Linked DNA regions of Homo sapiens: region 2 is linked to region 1. Evidence: chromatin loops called from intact Hi-C (ENCODE). Cell type or tissue: endothelial cell of umbilical vein. All regions are shown on one strand. Links, peaks and the distances in the headings refer to the core of each region. The heading gives the core; the rest is flanking DNA.

Region 1 (15,028 bases), core at 4,036-12,035:
GTAATGGGGACTTCCCCTTTTCTCTGTTCTTTCTCTTGCTCCAGTAGATTTCTAAGATGACCTCCTAGGTGCTATACCTGCAGTTCTCACACACTTCCCTTTCTACTGGTTCTCTTTTGCCAGATGTCAATAGTAAGGCCTGTAATAGTAGAACAGGAGGTCTGGCAGAAAGAGGGCAGAGAAAAAGTGCTCAGCTCTGCTCCTTTTCTCATCCAGGTGCCAGTGTTTGGGGACCGGTTTGGAGAGGTTCGTTGATTCTACAGCCCCCGCTGGGGACCCATGTCAAAGCCTTCTCCCTCATCTTGACATCTCAATGCATTTCCCTTTGCCGTTACTTCAGGAGTCCCACATACTCTTCATCTCTAAGCTCCCCCCTTCCCTACCACCACAGCCTGCCCAGTCCACAGAAGACAACGCCAGAGGCCCAAAGAGAGGAAAAAAAGCAGCAAACTCCTCCTATTACAGAGGGCGACAAGAATTCAGAGTACATTTTCCTTTAAAACCATTGTCATCAGTGGTAATTCTCCGTCCTAGAATTCACTGGTGTGCAATGAGGTTATGCAAACCTTTGAAGGCTGACCTGAGAATTAGCCACCAGCAAAAATCGCGTCTGTAGGGAAAGGCCTGAGTTCCAGACAACTCATTACATGTGCATATTTGATGTGGCGACAAACCAGACACGGACTAGCTTTAAAATGGTCTGTTTTTATGTGTTTTCTCAAGTAAATGATACATAAGTACACCTCTACATGAAATACAGATGGAACAGTAGATATGATTTCTTGAAAAAACAAAACATGTTTGAGAGGTTCATCTCTCCCCAATTCATTTTATATTTGCAACAATATTAAGAACTTCAAATACTGAAATGCTACAGACATGAAGTTCCACATGGCAGAAATCAGAAGCTCTCACTATAAACTGTCAAAATTCATTTCTAGTTTAATCCCTTCATTATGCTTACCAACAGAACTCTTCTGGAGGTTAAGTGACATTTGGAGGCACAGGAAATGAAGGACAAAGTTTTTCTTCTACAGAAACAAGTGGTAGCCTCTGTTCTAATATCTGCACCCTGGGGCAAAAGCAGTGGGGAAGCCTGTCGGACTTCAGTCTGCCCACGTCTTCATATGACCTCATGCTTGAGCTGATCTGACATGCTAGCAGTTCTAGAGAAGGCACTCCTGCAAAGTAAGCCAGGCTAGTACTCCAGTTTTTTTTTTTTTTTTTTTGAGACTGAGTCTCGCTCTGTTGCCCAGGCTGGAGTGCAGCGGTACAAGCTCCACCTCCTGCAAGCTACAAGCTCCACTTCCTGGGTTCATGCCATTCTCCCGCCTCAGCCTCCCGAGTAGCAGGCACTACAGGCACCCGCCACCACGCCCGGCTAATTTTGTTCTATTTTTAGTAGAGACGGGGTTTCACCGTGTCAACCAGGATGGTCTTGATCTCCTGACCTTGTGATCCACCCGTCTCGGCCTCCCAAAGTGCAGGGATTACAGGCGTGAGCCACCGCGCCCAGCCGTACTCCAATCTTTCAACCCTTAGATAGTTGTTGCTGCCTTCATCCAACTGAAGTTGACCACGTGTGAGTGAAAGATCTAAGTTAACCAGCCAGAGTAGATTACCTGCCACGTGGTTCTCTAATGAATAGGCCCTTCCTGCTTAAAATGGCCAGATGGTTCCATCTGAAGGCCATTTAAAGACGCACATAAAGCAACTGAGACTGAGCTACAACAAAATCCCAGTCTGCTCAACTCAGCTTTGGGCCTTATTTCCAGTTTCCATTAACATTTTAGTTTAGTTGTGGAGTTAACACTGTCCTAGGAGTCCAGAGAATAATGGAAAGGAAAGCAGTGTCAGGAAAACAAGATTGGCTTGAAAAGATGGAATACAGTGACCGTACATTCCCTTGCTTTTTAGATTTCATGAGAATTTTTATGTGTTTAAAGATCAATGTTTCTGAGTGACACAAAAAGCACAGAGGGACAGCAAGACCCTAAAAATAATTACACGTGTGAGACTCAGGAAGTAGGAGAACAGAACTGTAAGAGAAGGTGTCAATTTGATTACATTTTAGTGATTTTTCTAGACAATCTTGAAGATATATTTAAACATCCCTCTTCATTTGCAGAAGGAGACAAAAACATTGAATATACTCAATTTCTATGAGGTTAAATTGTTAAAAAATACTAAAACATGGTATCTGGTATTCAAATCATTGTTCTATAAATGAGCTAAGTTTATACTTTTCTCTATCATTTACATTTTCTGTAATGAACAAACCTGTATTACATTTCATAACCAGGAAACATTAGGAATTCAAAGAGAAGAGAGAAGTAAACAATTCACACGCAAGGGAAATACAATTAGTAAACAAATATTTGAAAAACACAGCCAATTAGCAAAGAAATGTCACTTATGCTACTTCATGCCTACCCTAGTTAACTACAAAAAATAACATAACTCAGTATTGTCGAAGAGTTGTTAAAGCAATTCACACATATAAGTTGCTTTTTAGATGAGTAGAAGCCTACAAGAAAGTTTTCATTGTAAAAATGTAGTCATTGCTGCTCAATTTTCCTGTAAACCTAAAACTGCTCTAAAAAATAAAGCTTAGTAATTTAAAAAAATGTAGTTATTATCACACCACTTGGAAACCCAAAAAGAAAGTATTTTAAAAGCTTAGGAGGGGAAAAAAATCTCCAACAAACAATTCTGTTGAAGACACAAACATAGCCAATAGGAAGGTGGATGCCAGGGTGTGGGGCAAGTAGAGTTCAGGAGACAAGCAGGAGAATGTTCACAGCTACATTATTTGTGACAGTCAGAACTCAAATGCCTATCAAAAGTAGATGGGAAATTTCATTGCTAAGTGATATAAATGGAATACCACTTAGCAATGGAAAATACATAAACTGTGGCTCTACCCAACGTGAATAAACCTCACAAACATAATGCTGAGTGAAAAGAAGTCAGATGCAAAAGAAGACTATACAAAATCTTTATGTAGTGTTTAAAGAGGATAGCAACATTCTATTTCTTGAAGATTTCTGGGTTGTGGTTCCATAAATGTTTGGTTTGTGATAAATTATTGAGCTGTGCATCTTTATTTTGTTCATTTTTCTTTATGTATATTATATACACATTGGTATACAATAACCAAGTTTAAAAACTATACACAATAAAGAATATGTGGAAAGGCTTCAGAAGAGTGAGTAACTGGCATGTAAATAACCAAATGGCTTTCTTTCCTCACTGTAAGGAAGGTTAAATACCCAGGTAGAGTCTCTTGTTGAAAAATAAAAAATGCTTTAAGAGTTTGGGTAATCCAAGCCGGGTGAGGTAACACATGCCTGTAATCCCAGCTATTCGGGAGACTGAGGCAGGAGAATCACCTGAACCTGGGAGGCGAAGGTTGCAGTGAGCTGAGATCATGCCACTGCACTCCAGCTTGGGCAACAAGGGCAAAACTCTCTCTCAAAATAAATAAATAAATAAATAAATAAATAAATAAATAAATAAATAAATAAATAAAAGGTTTGCAGGGCACGGTGGCTCACGTCTCCCAGCACTTTGGGAGGCTGAGGCAGGGGGGTAACTTGAAGTCAGGAGTTCGAGACCAGCCTGGCCAACATGGTGAAATCCCATCTCTACTAAAAATACAAAAATTAGCTGGGCATGTTGGTGCACACCTGTAATCCAAGCTACTCAGGAAGCTGAGGCAGAAGAATCACTTGAACCCTGGAGACGGAGGCTGCAGTGAGCCAGGATCACGCCACTGCACTCCAGCCTGGGCAAGAGACTGAGACTTCGTCTTAAAAAAAAAAAAAAAGAGTTTGTGTAATCCGAAAACTTCAAGACAGGAATCTAAAGTCGTTTCAAACTGACACTGCCCTCGGGGACTTGAAAGAAGCAAAAGCAATTCTCTATAAAGAAACCAACTCTATCAAGAACTCAAGACATGAGCTTAGAGTCAAACTTAGAAAATACACAAGAAAACGAGGCACCATGGGAGCCAGCAGGAAAAACAGAATATGATTCCCAAGAACTTAACAGATCACAGCAATCAAACTCACAAAGAAGCTATGTTTATTGGTTAAAGAAATTTAAAAAAGACTAAAAATATAGGCAAAGAGCAAAACTCTAGGAAAATAACCAAGAGAATTAAAAGCTAAAATACCATAACCGAAAAACAGTGGATGAGTTAAAAGAAGATTACATTCTACTGAAGAGAAATTTGTGGGCTAGAAGACACATCTGAAGAAATCATCCAGAATGCATCTCAGAGACAAAGAGGTGGACTTAGAGACTTGGAGACTGTGGGAGAAGAGTTACAGAAGACAGGAAACAGCTACAAAATTTCCAGAACTGACCAACATCACCAATCTATGGCCAGGTAGTGTATACTCTTAATGGTTTTGCCTTACTGAGAAGCATGTTAAGCAAAATTGATAAAGATTAAGGGAAGGCCAGGTGCAGTGGCTCACACCTGTAATCCCAGCACTTTGGGAGGCTGAGGTAGGTGGATCACTTGAGGTCAGGAGTTCAAGACCAGCCTGGCCAACATGGGAAACTCCGTCTCTACCAAAAATACAAAAATTAGCCAGACATAGATGGCGCATGCCTGTGATCCCAGCTACTTGGGAGACTGAGGCAGGAGAATCACTTGAACCTGGGAGGTGGAGACTACAGTGAGCTGAGATCGCACCACTGCACTATAGCCTAGGTGACAGAGTGAGACTCCGTCTCGAAAATAAATAAATAAATAAATATAAATAAATCTGATGACGGTGGTTGCCTCTGTACAGAGGTGGGATCAGACAAGGCCACTATTGGCTCCAACAGTGTCACTGTACAAATCAGAAAAAAGTACCTACATTGGGCTAAGTACCTGGAAAGGGGACCTTCCTTCTCAGCCTTGGCAGGGAAGAAACTCACCTGCACCCCAGACTGAGAACTACAGGATAAGATACGAACTTTGAGGACAGGTGTTCAGTGAACTGTCTATTTTGTTTAAATTTACCACCAGGCTGGGCATGGTGGCCCATGGCTGTAATCCCAGCACTTTGGGAGGCCAAGGCGAGCAGATCACGAGGTCAGGGGTTCAAGACCAGCCTGACCAACATGGTGAAACCCTGTCTCTACTAAAAATACAGAAATTAGCCAGGCGTGATGGAGTACGCCTGTAATGTCAGCTACTCAGGAGACTGAGGCAGGAGAACTGCTTGAACCCGGGAGGTGGAGATTGCTGTGAGCCAAGATCACACCACCGCACTCCAGCCTGGGCAACAAAACAAGACTCCGTCTCCAAAAAAACAAAAAAAAATTTACAACTATTTCACCTCTGCAGATCAGAAGGAGGGGAAAGAGTATATTTTTCATTTTATATTCTTCAGGAGAACTTATTTTTTAAAACAGCATATTTATCATAACAAATTTTTTTTAAATAGAGACAAGGTCTCAATCTGTCTCCCACGCTTGAGTGCAGTAGCCTAACATAGCTCACTGCAGCCTTGAATTCCTGGATTCAGGCAATCCTCTTGCCTCAGCCTCCCAAAGTGCGAGGATTAAAGGTGTGAGCCATTTGTCTGGCCCATATTTATCCCTTTTGTAATGAAAATTAACAAATGTGGCCAGGCGGGTGGCTCATGCCAGCACTTTGGGAGGCCGAGGCAGGCGGATCACCTGAGGTCAGGAGATCAAGACCAGCCTGACCAACATGGAGAAAACCCATCTCTACTAAAAATACAACATTAGCAGGGCATAGTGGCACATGCCTATAATCCCAGCTGCTCGGGAGGCTGAGGCAGGAGAATCGCTTGAACCCGGGACGTGGAGGGTGCAGTGAGCCGAGATTACGCCATTGCACTCCAGCCTGGGCAATGAGCGAAATTCCGTCTCAAAAAAAGAAAGAAAAAAAACCAAAACTGCAGAACAAAAAAATACATGTTCCAAAATTCCCCTCAAGGCTAAGCCAGAATCTTCTGGCAAAAAAGAAATTAGGCATCATGGGAGGACAAGACTGGTTCAGCATCACCTGTAGTATTTCAGATCATAAATGCCTAGTGGAGCACTCCTTTATAATCACCACGCCTTCAAAAACTGATGCTGACACTGTCTCTTAAGACTCAATGACTACATATTAACAGCGTCTTGCCAGTAAATTAACAGCTTATTAATCCAGTTGCAATGAATGAGTCTTACACTTCATTCATGCCAGCAATATCATTATCTGATATAATTCTAGTCTAACTAGTCTTTTTATGTCAAAAATGAAATGTCCCTGGATTCTAAATGGTACAAAATAGGTTCATTTCAAAAGATACAGCTGTGATACTAAAAGGAAAAAGCCACAGGGAAAGGGATGAAGTGAGAACAAACAACTTACCTTGTCCCCGATGGCAGTGAAAGTTGTTCAAGTGAATTACCTCTTCATTGTTGTTTCCCTCTTCCATTTTCAAATGCAGACATGCACATACGGGACTGCTAATATCTAAACATGGTGACCATCTGTTTCAAAAGAGCTGAAAAGGAAGCAAAGAGGAACAGTAAGAATGAGGGAGTATCAAAACTCTTGCCATGTATCTGGTCAGGGGGACATCTGAAGCTTATGCTGAAAACATTCCTTAAGAAAACATATCCAAGGAGGTGGGTCAAAAAAAAAAAAACCACACAAACTCAAAACCTATGACATTAAAACATATGTTTAAAATACACATATTAAAGAGACAAAGTACTGACAGAGAAATGACATCTTGATACAAATATGCTAACAAAGAAATGGGCTAAGGGTATTAATAGGCAATTCACAAAAAAGAAAACACAGAAGATGCTCAACCTCACTAATAATCAGGGAAAGGCAAATCAGAAAATGAATTATGTTTCAGCCAGACGCAGTGGCTCAAGCCTACAATCCCAGCACTTTGGGAGGCCGAGGCGGGCAGGTCACAAGGTCAGGAGTTGGACACCAGCCTGACCAACACGGTGAAACCCCAGCTCTACTAAAAAATACAAAAATTAGCCAGGCATGGTGGCACGCGCCTGTAATCCCAGCCACTCCGGACACTGCCGCAGGAGAATCGCTTGAACCCGGGAGGCTGAAGTTGCAGTGAGCCAAGATCGCCGCACTGCACTCCAGCCTGGGCAACAGAGTGAGACTCCGTCACAAAAAAAAAAAAAAAAGGAATTATGTTTCAAACCACTGGGGTGGCAAAAAAGGCAAGTATGTAAGAAATGGGAAATCTTATACATTGCTGGTTTGGATAGTAACTTGGAAAAGATATTCTGAATAGCAATCAGCAATACGCCCTAAATTACAAATGTACATTCCCTGTGACTTAGCAATTCCACTTCCAGGTATATTAGCTAAAGAAACCTCTGTGTGTTCTCCAAGAAATATGCATAATAGAATATACGGACAGGGATGGTGGTCATTACAGCAAATATGCAATAAAAGCAATTGGAAATGGCCTTACTGGACTTCAATAAAGGAATAAATAAAATTCATATGATACAACACAGTTAAATTAACGTTAAATGAAAGTGTGATACCATTTATGTAAATTCATACACAAATTTTAAATACATATTTAAATATTAAATTAAAAAATACAGCCAGGCGCGGTGGCTCACACCTGTAATCCCAGCTCTTAGGGAGGCCGAGGTGGATGGATCACGAGGTCAGGAGATCGAGACCATCCTGGTTAACACGGTGAAACCCCGTCTCTACTAAAAAATACAAAAAATTAGCCGGGCGTGGTGGCGGGCGCCTGTAGTCCCAGCAACTCGGGAGGCTGAGGCAGGAGAAGGGTGTGAACCCGGGAGGCAGAGCTGGCAGTGAGCCGGGATCGCGCCACTGCACTCCAGCCTGGGCGACAGAGCGAGACTCCGTCTCAAAAAAAGGAAAAAAAAAAAAATAATAACGTTCTCTTTGCACTATCAAAGTACCTAGGACAACTGCTACCCAGGCCCTTAAGGATTCACAGAGCCCTGGCGGATTTGTCAGAAATTTCTGTAACCCGCACGCCGCGCACGCTCCACGTTGGCTGCAAGTGGCCCAAGTCTTAGAGCCCTGGTCCCGTTCCACCGGGAGCAGAACCACCTCGACGCGGGGACAGCGGCCTCGCTCCCTGCCCAGCGCCCGGACCCCCGAGCCGGGCCAGCCCCCAGCGCCCCGCAGAAAGGTCTGACGCACTTGCGGCGCCCTCGCGAGTGCCGGGTGACAGTCGCCAAGTTTCACGGAACAACACGCGCTCCAGATGTGAGGGGAGAGGAGGAAAAACGCCGCCCGCCTGGGCTGGGGTTCACAGGCACGGGCCGCCTCCCGCCGCTCCTCCAGGCCGCGCTCGGGTGCACGGACACCGCCTCCGCGGCGGCCTCGGGCCCGAGGGAGGGAAGCGGCCCGAGGGGCCGGCTCGCGAAACTTCGCGAAGTGGCGGGAGGGTGTCGCTCCCGCCTCGCCACCGCAGGGGGCTTGGAGACGCCCAGCCCAGCTCCCCGGCCCGATCCCGCCCGGGCCTCGGCCGCGCCCCTCAGCTCTGTGGTGCTCACGGCCCGCGCCCCCGCCCCCACCCCCGCAGCTCAACGGAGGCGTCACGCAGGGAGGCCGCCTCGCCTCACAGACCCGCCCAGAAGCTCGAGCGCGCCCCGCAGCCGACACTCACTCGCCACTCAACTCGCCGGCTAGCCAGGCGGGTTCGGCGACCTTCGCTACCACGCCGCTTACTCCTCCAAAGCTGCAGCTACGAGCTCCGTGGCAGCCGCTGCATTCCTTCCGGCCCTGCCCCGGCGTCACCTCGCGCAAGCGTACAGCGCGCGTACAGCGCCCCCTCCCGACTAACGACAGGAAGAACCATAGAGGCACTCCGGGTGCTGCGGAGGAGGGACCGGGGGGCTCACCATAGAGAGGGCAGCCTAGCCGCGCCTGCATCCGGGCTCTCCGCCTACGGAGACTTGACTCCCCCACGAGGCTGGAGGATGAAAGGAACGGAGACCCCCAATCCCCGACCCCACAGGAGCCACCATCTCCCCAGAGCTGAAAAGGGTATGGGGCAGGTGGTTGTGGATGTTTACTCGATATCTACTTATTTGCCCTAATTCCTTTGGCAAGTCATTCATTCATTCTGCAAATATATTCTGCGGATTTCCTGTGGGCCATGCACTATTCTAGGAATTGGGGAAATTAAGAGAAAAGTGGGTCTCACGGCTGGGCACAGTGGCTCACGCCTGTAATCCCAGCACTTTGGTAGGCCAAGGCGGGTGGATCACTTGAGGTCAGGAGTTCCAGACCAGCCTGGCCAACATGGTGAAACCCCTTCTCTACCAAAAATAAAAAAATTACCCGGGCGTGGTGGCGGATGCCTGTAGTCCCAGCTACTCTGGAGGCTGAGGCAGGAGAATGACGTGAACCCAGGAGGCGGAGCTTGCAGTGAGCAGAGATCGCACCACTGCACTCCAGCCTGCGCGACAGAGCAAGGCCCTGTCTCAAAAAAAAAAAAAAAAAAAAGAAACAGAATCTCGCTTTGTTGCCCAGGCTGATCTCGAACTCCTGGGTCCAAGTTATCCTTCCGTCTTGCCCTCCTAAAGTGGTGGTATGGCAGGTGTGAACTGCCACGTCTGGCTAGGAATTTTTTATTAGTAAAATGGGAATTTTAAGATATTATCTATTGCCCGGTGTTCTTGCAAGGATGAAATGGGGTCATATGTGAACTGAGAGGCTCTCATTGGAGTTATTTGTTGACATGTTCTTGTCTCAGGCATTTTTGGAGTCATAAAGACAATTATCCTATCTCTGCATTTCTCCCAATGAGGGTGAGAGGAAGCTACTCCTTCCTTCTAGGTAGTCTGGAATCATTCAGGTTATTTTTGAAGCCTCTGGCTTTTTTTTTTTTTTTTTTTTTTTTGAGACGAAGTTTCACTCATGTGCCCATGCTGGAGTGCAATGGCATGATCTTGGCTCACTGCAACCTCTGCCTCCCGGATTCAAGTGATTCTCGTGCCTCAGCCTCCCATGTAGCTGAGATTATAGGCGCCCGCCACGACATCCGCCTAATTTTTGTATTTTTAGTAGAGGCAGGATTTCACCATGTTGGCCAAGCTAGTCTCGAACTCCTGACCTCAGGTGATCTGCCTGATTCGGCCTCCCAAAGTGTTGGCATTACAGGTGTGAGCCACTGTGCCCGGCCCTGTTTTTTTCGGGGGGCGGAGGGTTGGGGTCTCACTCTGTCAGTGAGGCTAGACTGCAGTGACTCAATCAATCATAGTTCACTGCAGCCTTGACCTCCCAGGCTCAAGGGACCCTCCCATCCCAGCCTCCTGAGTAGCTGGGACTATAGGTGTGTGCCACCATGCCTGACTAATTTTTTAAGTTTTTTTGTATAGATAGGGTCTTTCTATGTTGCTCAGGTTGGTCTGAAACTGCTGGCCTCAAGTGATCCTCCTGCCTCGGCCTCTCAAAGTGCTGAGATTATAGGCTTGAGCCACCGCACCTGGCCTGTTTTTGTTTGTTTTTTTGAGACGGAGTTTCACTCTTGTTACCCAGGCTGGAGTGCAATGGCACCGTCTCGGCTCACCGCAACCCCTGCCTCCCAGGTTCAAGTGATTCTCCTGCTTCAGCCTCCTGAGTAGCTGGGATTACAGGCATGTGCCACCACACCCAGCTAATTTTGTATTTTTAGTAGAGACAAGGTTTCTCCATGTTGGTCAGGCTGGTCTCGCACTCCTGACCTCAGGTGGTCCACCCGCCTCGGCCTCCCAAAGTGCTGGGATTACAGGCGTGAGCCACCGCGCCCGGCCTGTTTTCTTTGTCTTAATGTTAACCAGCACCAAGAATCAGAAAGGGCAAGATAGCTACCTGCAGACTAAACTATTGTCAACAAGTGATGTTTTGCTGTTTTCCTGGGAAGAAGCATGGAAGTTCTGTCTATGAAAATCCGTATCATCTGTGCTGGCTGTAATTCCATGCAGTTACGGCCAAAGGCGTGCAACCTGCACTCACCCCGTGAGCCTGCCCGAGAGCCGAGGCTGTAACTCCCCCACCCCATGAGTCATCACGGCACGGCTTCATTGCATTTTCTGGTTACAGTTAGTTTAATGTGCATCTGACCTGTGAAATCATTGACAGTAGTGGAGGACCGCCATTATTCACAATTTGTCCATCATCATTTTGTTCCCAAGAACTGTCATCAGCCGTATCTACATGAAGGTGTGCTGGTGTTGTCATAGAGGACATTATTCCCGAACTCAGTCTGCTTTCAGAAGCAGTAATTTCCTGCCATTTTGGCCCATTATTTGTAAAAAAAAAAAAAAAAAAACTAAAAAAAAAAAATGTTATTTAGGTGTAATTTATACGTGGTACAAGGCACCCCATTTAAGTGTACCTTTCTACCAGTTTTGACAAATTTATACACCCTCGTAACCCCCCACAATCAAGATAGAGATCATTTCCATCACCCCAGACTATTCCCTCCTGTTCCTTCCAGTCCATCCCTCCATAATCCCCATCCCTGGTGCTAGGCAACCACCTGCTTTTGGGCACCTGGTTTGTGTCACTTTATATTACTTATTTGTTTTGAGATGGGAGTCTTGCTCTGTCACCCAGGCTGGAGTGCAATGGTGTGATCTTGGCTCACTGCAACCTCCACCTCCTGGGTTCAAGCGATTCTTCTGCTTCAGCCTCCTGAGTAGCTGGGATTACAGGCACCCCCCACCACACCCAGCTAAGTTTTTGTATTTTTATTTTATTTTATTTTTGTTATGGAGTCTCACTCTGTCGCCCAGGCTGGAGTGCAGTGGCGTGATTTTGGCTCACTGCAACTTCCGCCTCCCAGGTTCAAGCGATTCTCTTGCCTCATCCTCTCGAGTAGCTGGCTTTACAGACATCCACCACCATGTCCAGCTAATTTTTGTATTTTTAGTAGAGATGAAGTTTTGCCATCTCTACTAAAAACATGGCCAACTAAAGTTGGCCAGGCTGGTCTCGGACTCCTGACCTCAGGTGATCCGCCTGCCTTGGCCTCCCAAAGTGCTGGGATTACAGGCTTGAGCTACCGCACCCGGCCCTTTTTCTCATTTTAGACTACAATTTATCTTTCTGTAGTTTCACACACATGGGATCATATGGCATGCACTCTTGTGTCTGGTTTCTTTTGCTCAGCATGCTTTTTGTTTTTTGAGACAGGGTCTCACTCTGTTGCCCAGGCTGGAGTGCAGTGGTATGATCTTAGCTTACTGCAGCCTCGATCTCCCAGACTCAAGCCATCTTCCTGCCTCGCCTCCTGAGGAGCTGAGACTACAGGCACGCATCACCATGCCTGGCTAATTTTTTTGATTTTTAATAGGGATGAGGTCTTACTATGTAGTCCAGTCTGATCTCGACCTCCTGAGTTCAAGTGATCCTCCCACCTCAGCCTCCCAAAGTGCTGGGATTACAGGTGTGAGCCCCCGTGCCTGGCCTCTGCATGTTTCTGAGATTCTTCTATGTTACATGTATCAGTAGTTCATTCCTTTTTACTGCTGAGTAGTATTCGACCGCAAGGATATGACACAATTCATTCATCCATTCACCAGCCGGTGCACACTGAGTTTCTTTTATTTTGGGGCAATTATGAATAAAACTGCTATGCACATTCGTGTAAAAGTTGTTGGGTGAATACATGTTCATTCTCTAAGTGTGGAATTGCTAAATCATATAGTAAGAACCAAACTGTTTCCCAAACTGGTACATCATTTTACTTTCCCACTGGCACTGAAGGAGAGGTCCAGTTGCCATTCTTGGTATCACTAGTCTTTAATTTCAGCTGTTGTAATGGACAGGTAATGGTCTATCACTGTGGTTTTGATTTGCATTTCCCGGCTGGCTAATATGTTGAGCATCTTTTCTTGTGCTAATTGGCCTTTTGAATATCTTTCTTTTTTTTTTTTTTAGACACAGCATTGTCTAGGCTGGACGGCAGCAGCATGATCATAGCTCACTGCAGCCTTGAATTCGTGGGCTCAAGCGATCCTCCCACCTCAGCCTCCTTAGTAGCTGGGCCTACAGGCACATGCCACCACTCCTGGCTAATTTATATGATTTTTTTTTTTTAGAGATGGGGTCTCGCTATGTTGCCCAGGCTGGTCTTGAACTTCTGGCCTCAAGTGATCCTCCCACCTTGACCTCCTAAAGCGCTAGGATTACAAGTGTGAGCCGCTGTGCCCAGCCCTGGCCTTTTGTATATTTTCTTTTGTGAAATTTCTGTTCAAATTTTTTAAATCCCATTTTAAAAATTGGATTTGTTTTTGTCTTCTCAGAGTTGACTTGTAAGTGTTCTTTTTATAGTTTGGATATAAGATTTTAGTATTGCATACATTTCCTCTGGCTTACTTTTCATTTCCTTCTTTAATTTTGTTTTTCATTTTTTATTTTCCAAGGCTGTCCCTTCCCTTCCCCTCCCCCACCCTTCCCTTCCCTTCCCTTCCCTTCCCTTCCCTTACTCCTTCCCTTACTTTCCCTTCCCGTCCCTTCCCCTCCCTTCCCTTTTCAGACATAGTCTCACTCTGTTGCCCAGGCTGGAGTGCAGTGGTGCTGTCTCGGCTCACCACAGCCTCAACCTCCCAGGCTCAAGCAATCCTCCCACCTAGGCCTCTCAAGTAGCTGGGACCACAGGCACGCATCACCACACCTAGTTAATTTTTGTATTTTTGGTAGAGATGGAGTCTCTTGATCTTGATGAGAGCAACATAGTGAGTACTGGGGTTACAGGCGTGAGCCACCGCGCCCGGCCAAATTGTACATTTAAAAATAACTAAAAGAGGCCGGGCGTGGTGGCTCATGCCTGTAATCCCAGCACTTTGGGAAGCCAAGGCAGGTGGATCACAAGGCCAGGAGTTTGAGACCAGCCTGGCCAACATGGTGAAACCTCGTCTCTACTAAAGATACAAATAATTAGCAAGGCGTGGTGGCGGGTGGAGGGCGCCTGTAATCCCAGCTACGCAGGAGACTGGGGCAGGAGAATCGCTTGAACCTGGGAGGTAGAGGTTGCAGTGAGCCAAGATCGCACCACTGCACTCCAGCCTGGCGACAGAGCGAGGCTCCGTCTAAAAATAAATAAATAAATAAAATGTCTTGCGAGAACAGGGAAAGGAGACTGGCTCAGGGTTAGTATGGTGGTTGGTGGGTGTGACTGGGTGAGGGTTTGTGCACTCAGGGGCTTGTGTGGTTTAAAGCTCCCATTGGCGGCAAAGGAGGGAGCACTGAGGCTTCTTATCAACTTCCCCAGATGTCAGTCACAGGGGAAGAGGGAAAATGATACTTAAAAGCTTTCAGCACTATTTAAGCTTTGGCCGGGCGCGGTGACTCACACCTGGAATCGCAGCACTTTGGGAGGCTAAGGTGGGTGGATCACTTGAGGTCAGGAGTTCAAGACCAGCCTGGCCAACATGGTGAAACCCTGTCTCTACTAAAAATACAAAAATTAGCTGGGCGTGGTGGCGCACGCCTGTAGTCCCAGCTACTCGGGAGGCTGAGGCAGGAGAATCACTTGAACCCTGGAGGCGGAGGTTGCAGTGAGCCGAGATCGCGCCATTGCACTCCAGCCTGGCGACAGAATGAGACGCTGTTAAAAAAAAAAAAAAAAAAAAAAAAGATTTAAAAATAGAACAAAGCCAGGCATGGTGGCCTACACCTATGATCCCAGTGCTTTGAGAGGCTGAGATGGGAGGATTGCTTGAGACTAGGAGTTTGAGACCAGCCTAAACAACATAGCATGTTTCTACAAAAAAATTAAAAATTAAAAATTAAAAATAAAAATAGGCCGGGTACACTGACATGACTGTAATCCCAGTGGGAGGCTGAGGTGGGAGGACCACTTGAGACCAGGAGCTTGATACCAGCCTGGGCAACAAAGTGAGACCTCGTTTTCTACAAAAAAATACATATATATATGTGTGTATATATATATATACGTATATATACACATATATATACGTATATATATACATATATATACGTATATATACACACATATATATACGTATATATATACATATATAT
Region 2 (15,028 bases), core at 4,302-12,301, 360 kb after region 1:
CCTGTTCCAGCCTGGTTCTCCAGATTCTCACTGGTCTTTTGAGCCCTGGGTGGGGACTGAGGGATGAGTTTGCAAGTAGCAGAAAAAGAGTGGCTTAAATATCAGAAGTTGGCAGCTCAGCCCAGGTCAGGTCTCCTGCTCTGTGGAGTCCCCATGTCCCAGGCTCTCCTTGTCTTTCTGTCCCCGCCATCCTCTGCATTCTCTGGGCTTCCATTCTCAAGGTTACCTCATGGTCTCAACTGCTGCTGCAGCACCAGCCATCACATCCATATTCCAGATAGGAGGAAGAAGAGTGGTTTAAAGGGCATTGTCTGCGGCACCGTGGCTCAAGTCTGTAATTGGGGGCTGAGGTGGGAGGATCACTTGAGGCCAGGAGTTCGAGACCAGCCTGGGCAACATAGCGAGACTTCCTGTCTCTAGAAAAATTAAAAATTTAGCTGAGCATAATGGTAGGCACCCGTAGTCTCAGCTACTTGGGAGGCTGAGGCAGGAGGATGGCTTGAGCCCAGGAGTTTGAGGCTGCAGTGAGCTATGATCACACCACTGCACTTCAGCCTGGATGACAGAGCAAGACTCCATCTCAAGAAAAAAAAAAGGCATAGTCAGCCACTTAAAAAAAAAATCTTTCCCAGAGTTCCAACCCAGTGACTTCCACTTCTGTCTTATTTTTCATCACAACAATGCATTCCCCGCCCAGAGAGCCATGATCGCACCACTGCACTACAGCCTGGGAAAAGGAGTGAGACCCTGTCTCTAAAAACAACAACAGCACACTCTTTATTTTGAAATAATTCTGTTTATAGGAAATTGAAGAAAAAAAGTACAGAGAAGTCCCACGTACTCGTCATTCTGTTTCCTCCAAGGGTAACATTTTGCATATCTGTAGTACAACATCAAAACCAGGAAATTGACATTGGTACAATCCACAGACCTAATTCTGATTTTAACAGCAAGCAATATACATACATCTGTGTGTGTGTGTGTGTGTGTGTGTGTGTGTGTGTGTGTTGAGACAGGGTATCCCTCCGTTGCCCGGGCTGGAGTGCAGTAGCGAGATCATGGCTCACTGCAGCCTTGACCTCCTAGGCTCAAGTGATCCCCCTGCCTCATCCTCCTGAGGAGCTGGGACTACAGGCATGCACCACCATGCCTGGCTATTTTTAAAATTTTTGTACAGACAGAGTCTCACTATGTTGCCCAGGTTGGTCTTGAACTCCTGGCCTCCAGTGATCCTCCCACCTTAGCCTCCCAACGTGCTGGATTATAGGCATGAACCACCACGCCTGGCTCTGTGTGTGTGTGTGTGTGTGTGTGTGTGATGTAATTTTATCACCTGTGCAGATTTGTGTGACGGCCACCACAATCAAGATGCAGAACTATTCCATCACTACTCCTTACAGTCACATCCACCCACTCACCCCAGTTCCTAATCCCTGGCAACGACTAATCTGTTCTTCCTCTCTGTAACGTTGTCATTTACATTTAAAGAATGTTTTATAAATGGATTCCTATAGTATGTAACCTTTTGAGACTGGCTTTTTTTTCCTCACTCAGCATAACTCCCTTGAGAACCATAGAAGTTATTATGGGTATCTATGGTTTGTTCCTTTATATTAATTATAAATTAATTATATAATTATAAATGAATAAAATTAGAAGTGTTCGGGGTGAGGATGTTACTGTTTCATTGAAGGGCAAGGGGTTTGTACTAGTCCATTGTCACACTGTAATGGAGAAATACCCCCTGAGACTGGGTAATTTATAAAGGAAAGAGATTTAATCGACTCACAGTTCTGCACTGCTGGGGAGGCCTCAGGAAACTTACAATCGTGGCTGAAGGCAAAGGAGAAGCAGGCACCTTCTTCCCAGGGTGGCAGGATGGAGTGAGCGCAAGCAGGGGAAATGCCAGATGCTTATAAAACCATCAGATCTCGGCCGGGGCGCAGTGGCTCACGCATGTAATCCCAGCACTTTGGGAGGCCGAGGTGGGCGGATCACGAGCTCAGGAGTTCGAGACCGCCTGGCCAACATGGCGAAACCCTGTCTCTACTAAAAATACGCAAAAATTAGCTGGGCATAATGGCGGGCGCCTGTAATGCCACCTACTTGGGAGGCTGAGGCAGGAGAATCGCTTGAACTCAGGAGGTGGAGGTTGCGGTGAGCCAAGATTGCACCACTGCACTCCAGCCCAGGTGACAGAGCGAGACTCTGTCTCAAAAAAAAAACAAAAACAGAAACAAAAACAAAAAAACCCCATCAGATCTCATGAGACTAACTCAGTATGAGGAGAACAGCCTGGGGGAAACGGCCTCATCATCCAATTACCTCCACGTGGTCCCGCCCTTGATATGTGGGAATTAATGGAATCATGGGGATTACAATTCAGAGTTGTTTTCCGTTTTTGGTTATTATGAATAAAGCAGCTCCAGACAATCATGTATAGGTTTTTGTGTCATCATAACTTTCCATTTCTCTCGTTTAAATGCCCAAGAGTGCAATCGCTAGGTTGTATGATACGTACATGTTTAGTTTTTGAAAAAACAGTCAAACTCTTTTCCAGAGTATCTGTACCAGTTTACATTCTCACCAGCAACATATGAGGGATCTAGTTTCCCTGCATCCTCACCAGCATTTTGTGTTGTTACTATTTTTGTTGTTGTTGAGACAGAGTCTCCATCTGTCGCCCAGGCTGGAGTGCAGTGGCACGATCTCGGCTCACAGCAACCCCTGCCTCCCGGGTGGAAGCAATTCTCCTGCCTCAGCCTCCTGAGTAGCTGGGACTTAGGCGCGCGACACCACGCCTAACTAATTTTTGTAATTTTTTTTTTTAGTAGAGACGGGGTTTCACCACGTTGGCCAGGATGGTCTCGATCTCTTGACCTTGTGATCGGCCTGCCTCGGCCTCCCAAAGTGATGGGATTACAGGCGTGAGCCACCACGCCCAGCGTTACTATTTTTATTTTATTTTTTACTTTAGCTGTTGTGGTAAGTGTCTCATGATATCTCATTGTGGTTTTAATGGGCATCTCTCCAGTAGGTAATGATATTGAACATCTTTTCATGTGTTTATTTTCCATCTGTGTATCTTTTTCAGTGAAATGTTTCTTCTTTTTTTTTTTTTTTTGAGACAGAGTCTCGCTCTGTAGCCCAGGCTGGAGTACAATGGCACTATCTTGGCTTGCTGCAACCTCCACCTCCTGGGTTCAAGCGATTCTCCTGCCTCAGCCTCCCAAGTAGCTGGGATTACAGGGACCCGCCATCAGGCCTGGCTAATTTTTGCATTTTTGTAGAGGTGGGGTTTTGCCATGTTGGCCAGGCTGGTCTTGAACTCCTGACTTCAGGTGATCCACCCGCCTCGGCCTGCCAAAGTGCTGGGATTACAGGCGTGAGCCACTGCACCCAGCCATGCCTCTTCATTTCTTTTGCCCATTTTCTAATTAGATTGTTTTTTACTGTTGATTTTTGAAGAGTTCCTTTTTAAAAAATATACTCCAAATACCAGTCCTTTGGGGTGCATGTGGTTTGCAAACATTTTCTGCCAGTGTGTAGCTTGTCTTTTCATCCTCTTAAACAGGGTCTTTTTTTTTTGAAAATCAAGATGCGATTTACATACCATAAATTCACCCTTTTAAAGTGTACAATTCAGTAGTTTTTAGTATATTTACAAAATTGTGCTGTCACTGCTGTTTAATTCCAGGACATTTTTTCTTATTCTAAAAATAACGCCACGCCCATGAGCAATCACTTCCCATTCTTCCCTTCCCTCCAGCCCCTATAATCTACTTTTTGTCTCTATGGATTTGCCTGTTCAGCCTATTTCCCATAAGTGGAATTGTACAATAGTGGCCTTTTGTGTCTGGCATCATTCATTTAGCATGACGTTTTCGAGTTTGATCTGTGCCGTAGCATGTATCAGAATTTCATTCCCTTTTATGACTGAACAACCTTCCATTGTATGGAATACCACCACTTATTTGTCTATCCATTGGTATCAGTTGGACTGTGTTTCCCACCAAAGCAAACTTTGCAGTCCTAGCCCCCAGAATCTGTGATTGGGACCTTATTTGCAAATGGAGTTGTTGCAGTTGTCATTGGTTAAGATGAAGTCCCCCTAGAGGGAGGTGAACCTTTAATCCATCATGACTGATGTCCATACAAGATGTACAGAGAAAAGACAAGAGGCCATGTGATAAGAGAGGCAGAGGTTGGAGTCATGCAGCCACGCGCCAAGGCCAGGAAGGTCCTCTCCTACAGGGTCAGGGTGAGCAGGGCCCTGCCAACACCTTGGTTTCAGGCGTCTAGCCTCTGGAACTGTGAAGCAATGCATCTCTATTGTTTTTTTTTTTTTTTGAGACAAAGTCTCATTCTGTTGCCCAGGCTGGAGTGCAGTGGTGTGATTATAGCTTACTGCAGCCTCCACCTCCTGGGCTCAAGCGGTCCTCCATCTCAGCCACCTGACTAGTTGCCACCACAGGCATGTGCCACCATGCCCAGCTAATTACAATTTTTTTTTTTTCTGTAGAGACAGGGTCTTGTTATGCTGCCTAGGCTGCTCTCGAACTCCTGGCCTCAAGCGATCCTCCTGGTGGAGCCCTCAACCAAGTGTTGGGGTGACAGGTGTGAGCCACCGTGCCCAGTTGCATTTAGTAATAATAATATTATTACTTTTATTATTTTTGAGACAGAGTCTCGCTCTGTCACCCAGGCTGCAGTGCAGTGGCCCAATTTCAGCTCACTGCAACCTCCGCCTCCCAGATTCAAGCGATTCTCCTGCTTCAGCCTCCCAAGTAGCTGGGACTACAAGTGAGTGCCACCACATCTGGCTAATTTTTGTATTTTCAGTAGACATGGGGTCTCACCATACTGGCCAGGCTGGTCTTAAACTTCTGACCTCAAATGATCCACCCACCTAGGCCTCCCAAAGTGCTGGGATTACAGTTGTGAGCCACCATACCTGGCCTAATATTATTGGACAATTCTCACTCTAGTCCTGAGAGGTTGGCGTTCTTGTGTCCATTGCACAGATGGGACATTTGGAGGGCAGAGAGGGCCAGTGGCCTATCCCAGGGCGCGTGGTTAGTGAGTGGCAGAGCTCCCAGGTCTTTGAGCTCCCAGACCTTCCCAGGTCTTTGAGCTCCCAGAGCTTCCACCTGCTCTACTGCATAGCAGACTTGATTCCAGGAGAAGAAAATCTATCTTCCGCTTCAAACTAAGGGAAGACCACTGGAACTTAGATTAGTTTATTTAAAATCAAGGTTCAGGCTGGCGCAGTGGCTCACGCCTGTAATTCCAACACTTTGGGAGGCCGAGGCGAGTGGATCACCTGAGGTCAGGAGTTCGAGACCATCCTGGCCAACACAGTGAAACGTAGTCTCTACTAAAATGCAAAAATTAGCCGGGTGTGGTGGCAGGCACCTGTAGTCCCAGCCACTCAGAAGCCCGAGGCAGGAGAATCACTTGAACCTGGGAGGTGGAGGTTATAGTGAGACAAGATCATGCCACTATACTCCAGCCTGGGTGACAGAGTGAGACTCTGTCTCAAAAATAAAAAATTAAAATAAAACAAAATCAAGGTTCAGAAACACATGGGTTAAGAAGGTTTTTCTGGTTGGGTGTAGTGGCTCATGTCTGTAATGCCAGAACTTCAGGAAGCCGAGGCGGGTGAATAACGTGAGTCCAGGAGTTTGAGACCCGCCTGGGCAACATGGTGAAACCTGGTCTCTACAAAAAAAAAAAAAAAAAAAAAAAAAAAAAAAAAATTAGCCAGGCGTGGTGGTGCATGCCTGTGGTCCCAGCTACTGGGGCTGGGGGGCTGAGGTGGGAGGATCACTTGAGCCCAGGAGGTCAAGGCTGCAGTGAGCTATGATTGCACCACTGCACTCCAGCCTGGGCCACAAAGCCAGACCCTGTCTCAAAAAAATAAAAAAGAAGGCTATTCTGGGAACAGGCTTGTCTGCTGGTGGGTGCCGTCCTGATGTTGGCCATCCTAGACAGTGCATCTCGAGTTCCAAGCTACGGATGTGGGCATGAGCCCTGGAGTGTGGCCTGTGTCTGTCTGTGAACTGAAATAAAACATTGCAACCCGAGTCATAGCCAATCCTGGAAATGATGATGACTGCTTGCAAACACGTTGCAAGCCTCTTGCTTGTGCTTGCAGAAACTTGATACACAGGCCTGTGTGCGGGAGGCGGGAGGCCCGGGCCATTTGGGTCTCCCGTTTCTGAATCTGAAAAATGCTAGAATCCATTTTCCCCTCGGTTTTAGGTCAGGTTCCCCAGAAGCAAACTCTGTGGTAAGGAATTGTGTGCAAGCCACGTAGGAATGCCGTGGTCCCGGGAGGTCTGGAAGGGAGTAGGAGGAGGGGACCCAGGAGCCAAGCCAGAGTAAGGTCCTTTGGCAAAATCCCCCTGGGGTGGCTTTGGCCCAATCCTGCAGGAAGGCACTGCAGCGTAAGTTATGCCCCAGGGTCTGTCCAGACTCAGGCAAAGGGAGCGGGGCTTTCACTTTCTGGAATCTGCTCGCCATTGGCTAAGAGCTGGCTGGGGGGACAGGAACCCCAGGCACCTCTCAATTTCTGCTTGCATAGGCAGAACAGCTCCACAGGGGCCGAGTGTGAGAGACAAAGCACCCGGGAGCAAGGGGAGGAGGAAAAGAGTCGTGAGATCTGCAGGGAGCTCAGATGGTCTCTGCACAGTCATTCTCACCGGCACTTGTGGACATCGAGTCTACGATAACTTCATAGTCTCTCCTGCCTGTGCTCAGGACTCCTCGATGTCTCCATTTCTGAACTGGTGGGGGGTTGGAGGGCTGCTCTTCCTGCTGGAATCATAAATCAACATTGTCAGGTGCCAACGTGATGATAAATTGTTGGATGATATGCTGATAACGCATAGCGTTTTCATTTCCTCGGAAAAACAAGGCCAAAGACACTTTCGAATTGCAAATGCCAGCCCCGTTACAGGGGCGGCTGCAAGGAAGGATTTCTGGTCAGCAGATATGGGAAGTCGGCCCGAGAACACAGGCAAAGGAAGTGGGTTTCCTCTGCAGGAATGCAAAGTCACCAACTCCAGGCAGTCCTGGAATGAACCTTACACCTAGAGGCGGCGATGCTTGAATGCGGTGGTTTTCTCTCCCTGCCCTCTTCCTTCTTTCTGTCTAACACACACATATGTAATTGTCTTTTGAGATGTGTATTGGAGTATAGCATGTAGACAGAAAAACGTGCAAAGCAGGACTGTGAAAGGATGAAAGTGAACTCACCCACGTGCCTACCGCTCAGGTCAAGAAACAGAACCTCCCTAGCCCCTTAGAACAGCAGTCCCTAAGCTTTTTGGAACCAGGGACCAGTTTCGTGGAAGATAATTTCTCCGTGGGCCCGGGTCGGGGAGATGGTTTTGAGATGATTCAAGCAGATTACATTTATTGTGCATTATATTTCTATTATTATTACATTATAACATAGAATGAAATAATTCTACAACTTTCATAATGTAGAATCAGTGGGAACCCTGAGCCTGTTTTCCTGCAACTAGAGGGTCCTGTCTGGGGGCGATGAGAGACAGTGGCAGATCATCAGGCATTAGATTCTCATAAGGAGCAAACAACCTAGATCCCTCGCATGCGCGGTTCACAATAGGGTTTGCGCAGTTGATCTGACAGGAGACGGAGCTCAGGCGGTAATGCGAGCGATGGGGAGTGGCTGTAAATACAGATGAAACTTCACCTTCCTGCCCGCTGCTCACTTCCTGCTGAACCTCCCGGTTCCTAACAGGCCAAGAAGTGGTACTGGTACCAGGAGTTGCCTTAGCACGTTCCCTTGTGTCTATTTTTTTTTTTTTGAGATGGAGTCTCACTCTATTGCCCAGTCTGGAGTGCCGTGGTATGATCTTGGCTCACTGCAGCCTCCACTTCCTGGGTTCAAGCGATTCTCTTGCCTCAGCCTCCTGCGTAGCTGGGATTACAGGCGTGTGTTACGATGCCCGGCTAATTTTTTTTTTTTTTTAATTTTTAGTAGAGACGGGGTTTTGCCACGTTGGCCAGGCTGGTCTCGAACTCCTGACTTGCCTCAACCTCTCAAAGTGCTGGGATTACAGGTGTGAGCCCCTGTGCCTGGCCCCTTGTGTCTCTTTTCAGCCACTACCCATTTACCTCTAAGGGAAACTGCTATCGCAACATCAAACACCAGAGATTAGCTTTGCCTGCTGTTTACGCTTTATGGAAACAAAATCACATGGGATGTTCTCTTCACTGACTTAAGGTGACTTTTATGAGATTTGTCCTCATATATTACTATGCATAGTAGCAGTTGGTGCGTTTGCACAGCGGAATATATTTCCCATGTGAATATAGCACAAGTTACCCTTTCCGTTACTGATGGACAGTGGAGCTCATTGCAGTGTGGGCCATTGCAGACAGTGTGCCTATGAATGGTCTGGAACATGTTTTGGGTACACCCGGTATGGGTGCTGCTGGATATACACCGAGTGGAATTGCTGGGTCATGAATGTTTGTATGTTCAACTTGATTAAGGGCTGCCGAAAAGTTCCGAATGGAGGTGTACCTACTTAACCTCTACCAGCAATGTAGGGACCCCGGTTCCTCTCCAACCTCACCAATGCTTGCTATTTGGAACTTCCATTTTTATAACTCAAAAGAGTAGGATCATTAATTTCAATACTCCCCACCTTCAGGGCTGCTGCTACGTTTACAAATTTTTTATTTTTTTTGAGACAGGGTCTTGCTCTGTTGTCCAGGCTGTAGTGCAGTGGCGTGATCATAGCTTACTGCAGCCTCCACCTCCTAGACTCAAGTGATTCTCCTGCCTCAGCCTTTCAAGTAGCAGGGACCACAGGTATGCAATACCATGCCTGGCTAATTTTTAAAATTTTTTTAGAGACAGGGTCTTACTATGTTGCCCAGGCTGGTCTTGAACTCCTGAGCTGAAGTGATCTTCCTTCCTCGTACTCCCAAAGTGCTGGGATTACAGGTGTGAGCCACCACACCTGGCCTGCTGTTAATTCTTGTAACACCTTTGTGTGGATTAAAGAAGGACAGATTATTCCAACTGCTGAACATTTTTGTGACGTGCCATGGAGCATGACATGTGACTGCCCTCTGCTGGAAAACTGGGGAAATTCTTAGTACAAATCTTAGATGCCTAAGAGGACACCTCTTAGGTGTGGTGCCCTTGGGCAGTGCACACTCTAGACGACCATGCATGGTGACCCTGGCTGTTCTCTACTCTTGTCAACACATACTGGAGGTAACGGCGAGGACTGCGGTGGAGGAAGCCCAGTGAAAGTTCACAAAATGGTGGTCCAGGGTTGAATCTGGCCTGCAGTTATGTTTTATTTGACTCACAGTGTTAACAAAAAATATTGGGCCAACATTTTAAAACTAGAGGATGGTGGTTGCCTAAAAACACAGAAAAATTGGCCGGGTGCCGTGGCTCACTCCTGTAATCCCAGCACTTTGGGAGGCCGAGGCGGGCAGATCACCAGAGGTCAGGAGTTCGAGACCTACCTCAACATGGAGAAACACCGTCTCTACTAAAAATACAAAATTAGCCGGGCGTGGTGGTGCATGCCTGTAATCCCAGCTACTCAGGAGGCTGAGGCAGGAGAATTGCTTGAACCTGGGAGGTGGAGGTTGCAGTGAGCCGAGACCGTGTCATTGGACTCCAGCCTGGGCAACAAGTAAGAAATTCCATCTCATAAAAAAAAAAGAAAAAAAAAAAAAAGAAAAATCAGAAAAACCAGAGGCAGAACTAAAGAAATTGGGCCGCCATCCCCAAATTTATATATGTATATAAAATATATATTTTATAATTTTAATTTTTTGAGACAGGGTCTTGCTCTGTCAGCCTGGAGTGTGGTGGCACGATCAGAGCTCACTGCAGCCTCAGCCTCCTGGGCTCAAGTGATTCTCCCACCTCAGCCTCCCAAGTGGCTGGGACTACAGGTGCACACCACCACACCCAGCTAATTCTTCTTCTTCTTCTTCCTTTTTTTTTTTTGAGACAGAGTCTCACTCTGTTACCCAGGCTGGAGTGCAGTGGTGCAATCTGGGCTCACTGCAACCTCTACTCCCGGGTTCAAGTGATTCTCGTGCCTCAGCCTCCCAAGTAGCTGGAGTTACAGGAGTGTACCACCATACCCAGCTAATTTTTGTATTTTTAGCAGAGACGAGATTTTGGCATGTTGCTCAGGCTGGTCTCAAACTCCTGGCCTCAAGTGACCTGCCTGCCTCAGCCTCCCAAAGTGCTGCAATTATAGGTGTGAACCACCGCGCCTGGCCGACTGGCTAATTACAAAATTATTTTTGGTAGAGACAGGATCTCATTATGTTGCCAGGCTGGTCTCAAACTCCTGACCTCAAGTGATCCTCCTGCCTCAGCCTCCCAAAGTGTTGGGATTAGAGGCATGAACCACCGCGCCCGGCCCCCATATTAAAATACAGAGCCTGATCTACACATGTGTCCCCAGTTAGCCTCAGTCTCCACCACTCTCTATTGTCTTCCATCCCCAATGCCTCTGTCAAGAACAATAGCAAAAGTACAACATGAGGACAGTGCAGCACCAGCCCCCCTGCCCCCACCCTGGCCCCGCCACCAGTCTCTTAACCTGTTGGTGGTACTGGCCTTGCGCTATAGGCATGAACATTTGTGATCGCCGGTCTTGACATTGATCAGGGACAAAAACAAAAACAAAACCAAAAAACCCCCCAAAAAACAAAAAAAACAAAAACTCAAAGCGATCATTCAATTGCAAAATAAAGTAACTCCTGCCTGTTTTGTGCTGGAGTGAGACATTCAGCTGATGAGATTCTGCGGAAGCGCAGCAGTGAAACAGCATGGAAGAACCGACATGACACATTCTGTTTTTATTTAAGGGACCTTTACCCATCCTTGCATGTAGGCTAGGATAATTTCATTTCTACATTTATTTATATTTATTATTATTAGTTTTTGAGACAGAGCCTTGCTCTGTGGCCCAGGCTGGAGTGCGGTGGTGCCACCATGGCTCACTGCAGCCTCCACCTCCCCGGCTCAAACCATCCTTCTGCCTTAGCCTCCCAAGTAGCTGGGACTATAGGTACGTACCAGCAGGTCTGGCTATTTTTTTTTTTTTTTTTACCATTTTATTTTATTTTATTTATTTTAATATTATTATTATACTTTAAGTTTTAGGGTACATGTGCACAACGTGCAGGTTTGTTACATATGTATACATGTGCCATGTTGGTGTGCTGCACCCATTAACGCGTCATTTAGCATTAGGTGTATCTCCCAATGCTATCCCTCCCCCCACCCCCCACCCCACAACAGTCCCTGGTGTCTGATGTTCCCCTTCCTGTGTCCATGTCTCTGGCTAATTTTTGTAATTTTTGTAGAGATGGGGTCTCATTATGTTGCCCAGGCTGTCCTCCAACTCCTGACCTCAAGAAATCCTCCCTCCTCAGCCTCTCAAAGTGTTGGGATTATAGGTGTGAGCCACCATGCTTGGCCATTTATCATTATCGTTAAATGAGAATGATTAGGCTGGGCGTGGTGGCTCACGTCGGTAATCACTTTGGGAGGCCGAGGTGGGTGGATCACCTGAGCTCGGGAGTTCAAGACCAGCCTGACTAACATAACAAAACCCTGTCTCTACTAAAAATACAAAAATTAGCTGGGCGTGGAGGTGTGTGCTTGTAGTCCCAGCTGCTGGTGAGGCTGAGGCAGCAGAATCGCTTGAACCCAGGAGGCGGAGGTTGCAGTGAGCGAGCTGAGATCAAGCTACTGCACTCCAGCCTGGGCGACAGAGTGAGAGTCCATCTCAAAAAAAAAGAAAGAAAGAAAAAAAAGAGAATGATCCTATTAATAATAATACCACCGTATACTGGGCACTTACTATATGTCTGGTGCTGTGTCATCTAATTTAATCTTCACAATGACTATCTGCCCTAATGTAGACACTATGATTAGCTCCAATTATAGAAGTATTTTTACAAGGAAGCAAATGGAAGGCTAAAGAGGTTGCAGTTTGTCCAAGATCACACTAATTGCAGAGCTCTCTTGGGTCTCTCTTCTCCTCCGCCCAGATATCATCTGGTTTAGTATCAGAACCCCTTCACGGGTAGCACCAGGTACAATCTAGATTCAACACCTGTGCTTTGTAATATCCCATGTGTCAGTGCAATACCGCTAAACGCATAACATCTTTCTAGGAAATGTGGGTCTTTTTGGTCTTTGATGTTACATGCTTTCAGACCCTAAAGGCTGAAAACCAATAAAGTCCTACTCCATCATCTTCCAGGGGTCTCCAGAGTGACCTGATGTTTTCACAAAGTCATACGGTGGCCCATCTGCGGCAGGTTGGAAGTCTGTGTTGTGGATTTTCTCCATCCACCGCTGGGTCTTAGAGTTCCCGGGTCTGGGAGGTGTCAGATCTCATTGCTGTTGAGAAAGGTTGAGCCAGTTTACATGTCGACTAGCAGAATGCAGCTGCCTCCTCTCCTGGAGAGACCTTTCTCAAATTGGCAGGTGTCAGCAGCCCTGATTCATGCCTGGGGTTTCGAAGTCTTCCTCCTGCTTGCAGGGAGCTCGGCTCATCTTTGATTCCAGCCACGGCACAGAGGCCGTGGTTCCTGCACTCTTGCTGGAATGGGTTCAGTCTTGCGTCGCTGAGAGGGCTTAACCAGGCTATTGTGGGATAACCAGCCCTGCACGACGCCCGCACAGGGGCGTGGTGAGGATCCAACGTGATGTGCGTATGAAAGTGTTTAGAGAAAGAGAAAATGCTGGGCACACACAGAGCATGATGATGACAGCGGAGGAGAAGCAAGAGGAGGAGGCGGACGGGAGGGCTTTTTATTTCTTCCTCTGGACTTGGTCCTAGGGTGGAAGCTTCCCTGCTTCTCATGCCGCTGTGACCTTGCGGGGGCTCCTCGGTCACGCGCGTGCTGGATCAGAGAGTGGCTCAGTTTCCTGACATTTCAGCTCCGCACTTTTATTTGCACTGGATCTTTCCATTGAAGACATCTGCCAGCGAGATTAAATAGAGCTTTTCTTGGGCCACGGAAAGGTGATTATTTGCATTACGTGGGAGTAGTCATCCATGAGAATGAAAAATTTCCCTCTTCAGAAGAAAATAAAGAGAGGCTGGCTGGATTCTGTCAACGCCATGACTCACGGGGAGGGTGACGCCTTTGGAAGGAAGGGGGTCTGCGGTGGTGCAGGGGTGACTATGGACATGAAATCTTCCCAGAGCGTGGAAGTCGAAACAGGTTGGATGTGTTCATTCACCTATTTCCTCATTAAACAACCATTTATGAAATACACACCTTGGCCTGTGCATTGACCCAGGCCTCTAGGGTCCAACGTGTAGGCAGAAATGGATACCCACATGGCTGATGATGTCCTGTGGGGGCACAGATGTGGGATAACTCAATGCTGCAGGGGAGCTGGGTGCCAGGGAATGTCCTGGAGACGACGTAACACTTGCACTAGGTCTTAAAGGGTGCGTATGAATTTTCCAGTTAGACAAAGAAGGAATAGGCATTGATGATGATGGAACGGTACATGCAAAGGCTCAGAGGCTGGAAACCGTAGGAGGTTTGGGGGCATGAGGGATGGCCTGGAGTGGGTGGAGCACCAGGCACTTGGGGAACAGGAGCTGAAATCAGGCTGTGAGAGCCTCTGACACTGCAGGGGACCTTATGGCTGCTTTCTTTATATATATATACATATTTTTTCGAGACAGAGTTTCACTCTTGTTGCCCAGGCTGGAGTGCAATGGTGCGCTCTCAGCTCACTGAAACCTCCGCCTCCCAGATTCAAGCGATTCTCCTGCCTCAGCCTCCCGAGTAGCTGGGATTACAGGCATGTGCCACCATGCCTGGCTAATTTTGTATTTTTAGTAGGGACGGGGTTTCTCTATGTTGGTCAGGTTGGTCTCGAACTCCCGACCTCAGGTGATCCACCTGCCTCGGCCTTCCAAAGTGCTGGGATTACAGGCGTGAGCCACCCACCGGCCTCTTTATATTTTCATTAAAAAGGGGCTATCTATCTCCAGGAGGGGAAAAATACCATTAAAGGGGGACTCTCTTGTCCTTTCAGAAGGAGGTTGGCTCTTCTGATTGACAGGCTGGGCTAAAACTCACTGCTAACACGCGTGTCTTCCTCCGTGGGACCTGTTTTCCTACTGCCAGAGGCATCCCCACATGCTCAGAGTCACAGCACACATGCTTGCCCTGTGTCCTGCAGTCCCATGAGCCTCCCCATGGCCAGCTGGGAGGCATTGGACACCCACACACACACAGCAGACAAACTCCTCAGATGTGGACTTGAAGGATCGTGGATCCCTGCATGACCGAGTGGAGCAGAGCACCCCCACCTTGGCCTGTTCCGTGAGTGAGAAGTACATTTTTATTTTATTTAAAATTTTAGAGACAGGGTCCCACTGTTGCCAAGGCTAGAGTACAGTGGTGTGATCATGGCTCACTGTAGCCTTGACCTGGCTCAAGCAATCCTCCTGCCTCAGCCTCTTGGGTAGCTGGGGCTACAGACACATGCCACCATGCCTGGCTAAATTTTTATTTTTTTGTGTGTAGAGATGGGATCTTGCTGTATTGCCCAGGCTGGTCTCGAACTCCTGGCTTCAAGTGATCTTCCCACCTTGGCCTCCCAAAGTGCTGGGATGGCAAACCATGAAAAACCATGCCTGGCATTTAAGCTGTTGAGTGTTTGAGGCTTGTTTGTTACAATGGCTTGCCTTACTGATACACCAGGTAAGAAAGGGAAGGTAGATGGAGAGGAGCAGAGCTGGCAAACGAAGACAGCCTCTCTTTGAGGCATATGCAGCATAGCTGGAAATCCACAGACACAACCCTGAAATGATGTATGGCGCCCCAAAGCAGGACACCCTAGCAGAGGCACCAGTTGGAACCCAGAGGGAGCAGGCATTTTGGGCAGGATTCCTAGTTGCAAACCACACAGGCCACTCTGGATAGAAAGGAATTTAGGTAGCTTAGTGACGTGTTGGGTGGG

The links. Peaks named below come from ENCODE experiments on the same cell type or tissue, not always from the same donor. Only the 100,000 strongest peaks of a DNase experiment are listed, where the experiment ranks them.
Region 2: it touches region 1 in a loop (4-fold over the local background); 2 of 110 quality-filtered maps call a loop at or near these places.

What each region holds. Positions count from the first base shown.
Region 1 is chr7:4,967,794-4,982,821 of GRCh38, reverse strand. It overlaps the pseudogene RNF216P1. Among named protein-coding and RNA genes, the nearest start is that of MMD2, 16 kb to the right of the region's middle. RefSeq lists a silencer at 8,219-8,598 and an enhancer at 8,311-8,909. In endothelial cell of umbilical vein, for the core only: a CTCF peak has its summit at 8,829 (motif pointing left); DNase peaks (open chromatin) are centred at 8,161 and 8,791; H3K4me3 peaks cover 1,335 bases; H3K27ac peaks cover 212 bases.
Region 2 is chr7:4,605,118-4,620,145 of GRCh38, reverse strand. No RefSeq gene overlaps it. Among named protein-coding and RNA genes, the nearest start is that of FOXK1, 70 kb to the left of the region's middle. In endothelial cell of umbilical vein, for the core only: a CTCF peak has its summit at 9,118 (motif pointing left); DNase peaks (open chromatin) are centred at 6,885 and 9,105; H3K4me3 peaks cover 606 bases.